2 separate regions of the Homo sapiens genome follow, and region 2 is linked to region 1. Evidence: chromatin contacts called from ENCODE Hi-C or POLR2A ChIA-PET data. All regions are on one chromosome and are shown on one strand. Each heading gives the region's core, a stretch centred on a gene start or an enhancer-like site at or near the end of the contact. The rest is flanking DNA. Distances are from core to core; before and after follow the strand shown. Region 1 holds the start of CD82-AS1 (CD82 antisense RNA 1). Region 2 overlaps PHF21A (PHD finger protein 21A).

Evidence for each region. Hi-C counts contacts between places; a loop is a spot of excess contacts on that map. ChIA-PET counts read pairs that join two places held with the same protein, here RNA polymerase II (POLR2A). Pooled maps may share reads with other maps.
Region 2: a loop to region 1 is called in a map with no recorded cell type, with 2.7 times the contacts of the local background. The contact joins the enhancer-like site here to the promoter of CD82-AS1 in region 1. A Hi-C loop is called at or near these places in 1 of 37 single-sample maps with no recorded cell type and 3 of 50 pooled maps. POLR2A ChIA-PET finds 5 or more read pairs at or near these places in 1 of 52 experiments (GM12878).

Annotation. Positions count from the first base shown.
Region 1 is chr11:44,603,440-44,606,881 of GRCh38, reverse strand. CD82-AS1 (CD82 antisense RNA 1) reads left to right here and starts at 1,545. Exons shown (of 2, transcript NR_182290.1): 1 at 1,545-1,864; 2 at 2,152-2,374. CD82 (CD82 molecule) reads right to left here. Exons shown (of 10, transcript NM_002231.4): 5 at 1,700-1,824; 6 at 1,453-1,527.
Region 2 is chr11:45,928,882-45,932,323 of GRCh38, reverse strand. PHF21A (PHD finger protein 21A) reads left to right here. Exons shown (of 19, transcript NM_001352027.3): 19 at 1-3,005. LARGE2 (LARGE xylosyl- and glucuronyltransferase 2) reads right to left here. Exons shown (of 14, transcript NM_001300721.2): 14 at 3,228-3,442. Among named protein-coding and RNA genes, the nearest start is that of LARGE2, 7.9 kb to the right of the region's middle. RefSeq lists enhancers at 1,737-1,826, 2,177-2,366. Within about 2 kb of position 1,728, at least 18 of the 41 ENCODE cell types and tissues checked have a DNase peak (open chromatin) inside an H3K27ac peak, as active enhancers do; they include GM12878, where a contact is called at or near this core.

The sequences.
Region 1 (3,442 bases), core at 296-2,795:
GGAGTGTAACGTGGTCAACACTGTACTTGGTATATGCTGTGCATGGACTCAACTGGAGGGATGGTGGGTGTTAGAGTCACTGTTATCTATGTTGTTATTGCTCTTCATCTCAGAGCATCTGCTTCTCCATCTGTCAACATAAAACCCTGCAGAGCCATTGTGAGGACAAGACGCTGTATGGAAAGTTTCTAGAAGATCCCACGTGCACACAGTAGGTGCTTCTTACGTGATAACTGTGACTCACAATTAACTGGCTCACCCAACAGCCATTCTTGGCTCCTTTCTCTCTTGTGCCTCTGTCTTTAGAGTCTGAAAGTTGGATACTCACATTCTCAGCCTCTTTTGCAACCAGGGGTGGCTTTGTAACCCAGTCTGGGGAAGTCTGTTGGAGGACTTTTTTTTTTTTTTTTTTTTGAGACAGGGTCTCACTCTGTTGCCCCAAGCTCTGTTTCATGGCTCCCTGTAGCCTCAACCTCCTGGCCTCAAGGATCCTCCTGCCTCAGCCTCCTGAGTAGCTGGGACCACAGGTGAACACCACCATGGCTAGCATTTTTAAAAATTTGTTTGTAGAAATGGGGTCTCACCATGTTGCCCAGGCTAGTCTCAGAGCAATCCTCCCACCTCTGCCTCCCTAAGTATTGGGATTACAGTCATGAGCCACTGCGCCTTTTCTGATAAAAGGGATGGCCATGTCTGGCACTGCCCACTTCCCCATCTTCAGGCCACAGCGGCACAGACATCGTGCCTGGTGCTGTGGCAGCCATCTTGGAACCACGAGGTAAGTGTCATAATGCAGGAAAGCCATCCCAGCGAGGATGCTCAACAGCCAGAACCAGGGCCTCTGAGCTTCCAAACCAGACTTCCGGTCAAGTCAACCACAGATGTCCTTCAACTTTAAGCCGCTGTAAGTCTGATTTTCTGTTTCTGAAAGCTGAACATCTCCCCTCGGACACAAGACTGATGTTTTTATTAACGGTCTCCTTCTAAACCTCATTTGTGGGTGAGTGGCATGGATTTAATAGTTGCTAAAGTATCTTAATAATAACAAGAATAACATTTATTGAGTACTTATGGTGCCATGCGCTATGTGTTTCACTCAGATAATCTCGAATAATCTTTGCAACCACTCTGAGAGTTCAGTTTTCTTATTGTTTCCATTTTACAGATGGTGGAACAGGCACATAGAGGCAAGCAGCTTGCCCAAGGCCACACAGCTAGAAAGCAGGGGGGTCAGGCTAAGATCCAGGCCCAGCGGGGACTGCCCACACCTGCCGCCTTCTCTTCTAACGCTCCCCCATTTGATCACAAGGAATAGTGTCCAGGAGGCCGTCCCTGACACCTACTGGATCTGTCTGTGACAACTGGGGGGGTTCCTTGTCCATCCCCCACACTCAGTCAATCACCCCCATGGTTGGTCCAGCCCAGTGAAGAGGGAGGGAGAGAGGGGCTTACCTTGCCCATGTTGAAGTAGAAGAGGGCCCCGGCCGTCACCTGGGCAATGAGGATCAGGAGCAGGAAAGCAAAGTACTGGGGACACAGAGCAGGCACAAAGTCAGCTGAGGGTCCCCGACCAGGTGCACCCAGCCTGCGTGCCCCGAGAGATGCTCTCCACCCGATGTTACGGCCAGCGCCGCGGTCAGGCTGCACTCGGCTGGATGAGAGGAAATGGGCAGGCAGCTGCGGAGGGATCCGTACTCACCAGCCCCAGCAGGCAGCGGACCTCGTTGACGGCGCCGATGCAGCCCAGGAAGCCCATGAGCATAGTGACTGCCCCCACGCCGATGAAGACATAGGCCCCCATCCTAAGCGAGCTGGAGGAGGTTTCTAGGGGGAAGAAGAAGTACAAAATCAGTGGGCACAGCAGGTATAAACACCTGGCCTAACCGTCCAGGTCTTCTTCCGGATCCCCTCTTTGGAGCCAGGGTGTTGGGGTCAGCTGCATTCCCCTGCTGGCTTCTCACTGCCCAACAGGGAACCAGGTCACCCCCATCCCCACTTGTGTCCCTCCCCCAGTAAAATTGCAATCCACACCCTCATCCAGCCTAAGCCCCTTCCCGGCTTTATTTTTTACTTCGTAAGGCTTCTCAGGATTGAATAGACTACATTTCACTGATTCTTCTTGCTCATTGTCTGCTCTCCCCCTCCACCAAGGACCTGAGGTGCATGAGGGCAGAAGCTTCACTTTATTCCTGGGGAACCCCCAGCTCGAACAGCGCCTCTCGCAGTGAGGTGCTGTGCACAGTGAATATCTGCGGAATTGACAGACAAGAGGCTGGCTGGTTCTCCAGGGGCCACTGACATTAAGATTCCAAGCTGATTTTTAACCCGCCTTCCTTCTTGTCCATATAATAACAAACACCAGCCTTTCTTGCCCACTCACTGTGCCTCATGGGCTTTCCACACGCCGTCTCCAACTCTGACATCACCCTGCCTGGCAGGCACTAGCATGGCCATTTCACAGAAGAAAAAAATGAGGCTCAGAAAGGCGAACAGGCAAGGGCCTGAGCTGGAATTTGAAAATATGCAAATCTCCAGTGCCACACTCTTTCCACTGATGCACGGGGCACATGTATTGCTACAGGTGTGCTGCATGTTCATTCGGCCAAGAAATGTTTACTGGGTGCCCACTTCATGCCAGGCACTGTGCCAGTTGCTGGGGATGCAGAAGAGTGACTAACAAGGTCTGACATTTGGGGGTGGGGAGTGGAGACAAAAAGTACACAATACAGGTTTTCTGGTTGTGTTGGGCGCCATGAAGATACCAAAGCTGGCTAACTGCAGAGAACTGCTGGGCTGGGAGAGGGTCAGAATGGGTCGACGAAGGCCAGCCTGAGCCAGTGACATTTGAGCCAAGACATGAATGAAGAAGTCAGCCAAGCAAAGATCTGTAAGAAAAGCATTCCAGGCAGGGAACACAGCAGGTGCAAAGGCCTGAGGAAGGAGGAGCTTGGTTATTTGAAGATTGGAAAGAAGGTGAGAGAACGGACCAGTGAGAGCAAGAAAGAAGCCCGGGAGGAAATGATGCTTAGGAGGTACAGGAATGGGCCTGATGGCTAAGACCCTCTTTAGAGCTACCTGTGGACAGGCCCATTCCGGGAGGTAGAGGTCAGGAGTCCTGCAGGGGCACTTGGCCAACATTTCCTAAGACACCCAACCCATCACACAGGGTAAAGCTCATGTCATCTCTAACTCACCAGCATGGGTACACTGTACCCCCAGGGCATGGGACGCACCTGGAGGGCGAGGGTGCTGGCGTCTCCAGAAGGCTGGAGAGTAGTGTGGATCAGAGGAGCCTCTTAGGGATGCAGATGCTTGAGTCCGTTACAACCCGACCAAGACGCTCCCAGCAGGAGGCCAAGGACCTGCGTTTTTAATCTGCTCCCCTAAGCACTGAGGCACAGCCAGGACCAACCCCTTTACCATCAGCAGGGAGAATACAGGC
Region 2 (3,442 bases), core at 479-2,978, 1.3 Mb before region 1:
TTCTGCTAGAGCAAAAGGCTGGTGCCTAAATAAGATCCCTTCCTTTGGTGCTGCTTTTGGTCTTTCAGCCACCAGCATTATGAGTGCCTGGGGGACACCTCCGAGGGAACTGGCCAGCGGAGCTCTGTGGTGCGCACGCACCCTGGCCGTGACAGGAGGGTGCGGGAGTACAGGCTGGCTGCATCAGCCCTTGGTGCTTAGAACAGAGGAGGAGTGACATGTTTTGAGGGTACGTCTCTGAGACAGAGCCCCAGCGTGGCCTTCGCTCTGTCTTGCCTTTGGGGAGAGGTCTGAAGCTCCCACTCCTTTCTCTGCCTGTTGGCTCCAGGCACCAGAAATTTACTCCACTCCACCCACCCACAAGCCTCCTGGGTGACCCTGGGCTAGAATTGCTGCGCTTGCCTCGGCTTGGCCGGTTGTGGCCTCTCCTTGAGAAAACCAGGGTTGTGAAAGACTCAGACCATTCTCTCATCTTGCCTTGTCAGAAGTAAATTGTGTCAGATTTGTGCTCTCGCTGGAGACCTTTGCCCCTTGCGTGCCCCTGGCCGATGGGAGGGCGGTGGAGGCTCTGTACCCTGGCCCTGCTGGAGCATCTCCCCCAAGCCCACTCCAGGCCCTGGGAATGGCCAGAGTCTAGGAGAGGTAGAAACGATCCTATCAGCTTCTCTCCCACCCAATTAGGCCCAGAGAGACAAAGACAGATCTGAAAGCAAATGCAACAGAGAAGAGACACTTCTTAGAGTAAAATGTGTCTCATCTCTATCAGCCATCGCCTTTCATCTTCCCAGGGGCCTCAGAAGAAGGAATTAAGTTAGGCTGAACAGGCCTCAGAGTTAGGCCCTGGCTGCTTGATTGGCTGAGGGGGAAAGAGTTCCCTTTTCTCATTCAGAAACCAAGGTGCTGTGTCTAGTCAGGGAGCCTTGGAGATGCCTGGACTAGTTGGAGGAATCGTTGGCAGAGGATCAGAGACCAGCAGCAGGCTGTCTGCCCTGTCTAGAGCTCTTCCCCTCAACTTGTCTGGGCCCATCTGGGGGTTGCCACACAACACCTAACTTACCTTTTCCTGAAAGAAGTTGGGAAACCATCATCACTAGAGGCCTTTGCTCAGAGAGGAGCTGCCTTAGGAGTCTTGGGTCGGAGGACGGGGCTAGGAATTGACCAGGGCTTTGCCTGCCGCCCTCAGCAGTGTCGGGTACATTCTGACCTCGCCTGCAGCTGGGCTGTGGATTCTTCCTGACATTCAGATGTGAGCTGTTTTGGGAGTCAGCTAGTATGGAGTACGAGATGCAACCCAGCCCCCAAACCTACATTCTGCACTCAAATTCCAAAACACTGCTTTACTGTAAAGAAGAGGCCCCTGGCACCCAATCTCCCTGTCCTTCACTGTCCCCTCAGACCTGGGCGGGGAGGGGGGGGGGCCTGTGACCACCTGAGACATACGCTCGTGACACTGCCCCACCCCAGCCACCTCCACTTGCTTCCTCCTCCTTCCCTCCGCTGCTCTTTCCCCACGGCCCAGAATTTAGCTGCTCTGACAGCCACTTTTGAGACCAGCTGGCTTTGTAGTCACTTCAGAGAGCTGGAGCGGCTGCCCACTGGGCCCTGACTGGGAGTCCCCTGCCAGCTCCTGATCAGGCGCTGCGCCCTGGTGGCAGTGATGACTGGGAGTCCCCTGCCAGCTCCTGTCCAGGCGCTGCATCCTGGTAACAGTGAGGCCATGTTGCTGTCATCTCCACCTCTGCATTCTTGCTGCCTGTGGGTCCTTTTTCTTTCATGGAGCCTGCTGGGTCTTGTCTCACCTGTGCTGAGCTCCTCTGGGGTTTTGATTTCTTCCTTCCTTATCAGGCCCTTTGGGGTAAGCCTGCTGGTTGTACCTGACATAGGGAGGCAGTTAGGGGCAGTCCCTGGTGGGGCCGCCCTGGCAGCCTCCAGCTGGCACCATCGTGTGCCTGGTTTCCCTGCAACACCTGCCTCTCTGTCCCTGCTGCTGCTTGGCTCAGGCCCAACAGGCAGCGTGCATGGAGGTGGTTACACACAGCTGTTTCCGTGAGGGTGACCGTGTCTGCAGCACGCTTCCGTCTCCGCATGCACGGCTGCCTCTCCAGCCACCTCTGATACTTCTCTCTTGGGGCCATCAGAGCCTCCCTTGGGCTGTCACCTCCCAGCTCACACACACTCTTCAGTGGTTTCCTCTCTTCATTCTCTTATAGGGCGTGGTCCTTCTTATTTATCTAAAGGGCTGAATTTAGGAGACTTTTTACCCAGGGGCAAAAGGCTCTTAGGGTAATGAGATGGATGGTGGCCCAGGTGCATTTTCCAGGGCCTGGGTTCTCCAGATCCCGTGGCTTCTGTTGAGTGGAGGCAACTTTGCTCTGTGTGAACCTCGCCCCTGTCCCTCTGCCGGGCACCCCTGGCAGGAAGCAGGACTCCCATCCTCACCCTGACTTAGACTGTCCTCTGAGTCAGCTCCTCTCCAAGACAGGAGTGGGCAGCCCTGGGCAGTCTTCTGGCCCCTTGCTAAAGTGAGGGGCAGGAAGCTGGGGCTGCCCTCCAGAAAGCCGGGGTAGGAACTCTGAAAAATACCTCCTCTAAACGGAAGCAGGGCTCTCCAGTTCCACTTGGCGCCCCCTCCCACAAGGCCCTTCCTCCCTGAGGACCCCACCCCCCTACCCCTTCCCCAGCAGCCTTTGGACCCTCACCTCTCTCCGGTGTCCGTGGGTCCTCAGCCCAGGGTGAGCTGCAGTCAGGCGGGATGGGACGGGCAGGCCAGAGGTCAGCCAGCTCCTAGCAGAGAAGAGCCAGCCAGACCCCAACCCTGTCTCTTGTCCATGCCCTTTGTGATTTCAGTCTTGGTAGACTTGTATTTGGAGTTTTGTGCTTCAAAGTTTTTGTTTTTGTTTGTTTGGTTTTTGTTTTGAGGGGGTGGGGGGGGATACAGAGCAGCTGATCAATTTGTATTTATTTATTTTAACATTTTACTAAATAAAGCCAAATAAAGCCTCTCAGCCTCATGGTGTTGGGTTTGGGGCAGGGGAGGGTGGGCAGGACACATTCCAGTCCCAGCCTCTGCCCTCCCTGACTGGCTGTCTGGGGGTGGGGGGCGGGGGGGTGCTTGCCCTTAAGGGCCCAGGCCCTCCTGTGACCCCAGCTGGATGTAGCACCTCCCTTGTGCACTGACGCCCTAGCCCCAGAGTGCCCTTGCTCCCCCAAACCAGGAACACAAAAAAGATGTTTTAAAACTTTAATTATGAAAAAGGGATAAACAATTCAAGATGGGGGAACCAGCCCCAAACTGGCTGGGGCAGAGAGAGACCAGTCCCCAGCCATACAATAGCAGCAAGGGGAAGACCCCACCCCACAGATGCTCTGCCCCAGCCCTTCCCAGAGACCTTAAATAATTTAAATAGCAGGGATGGCGGAGGGCAGGTTGCCCTGGTGTCTG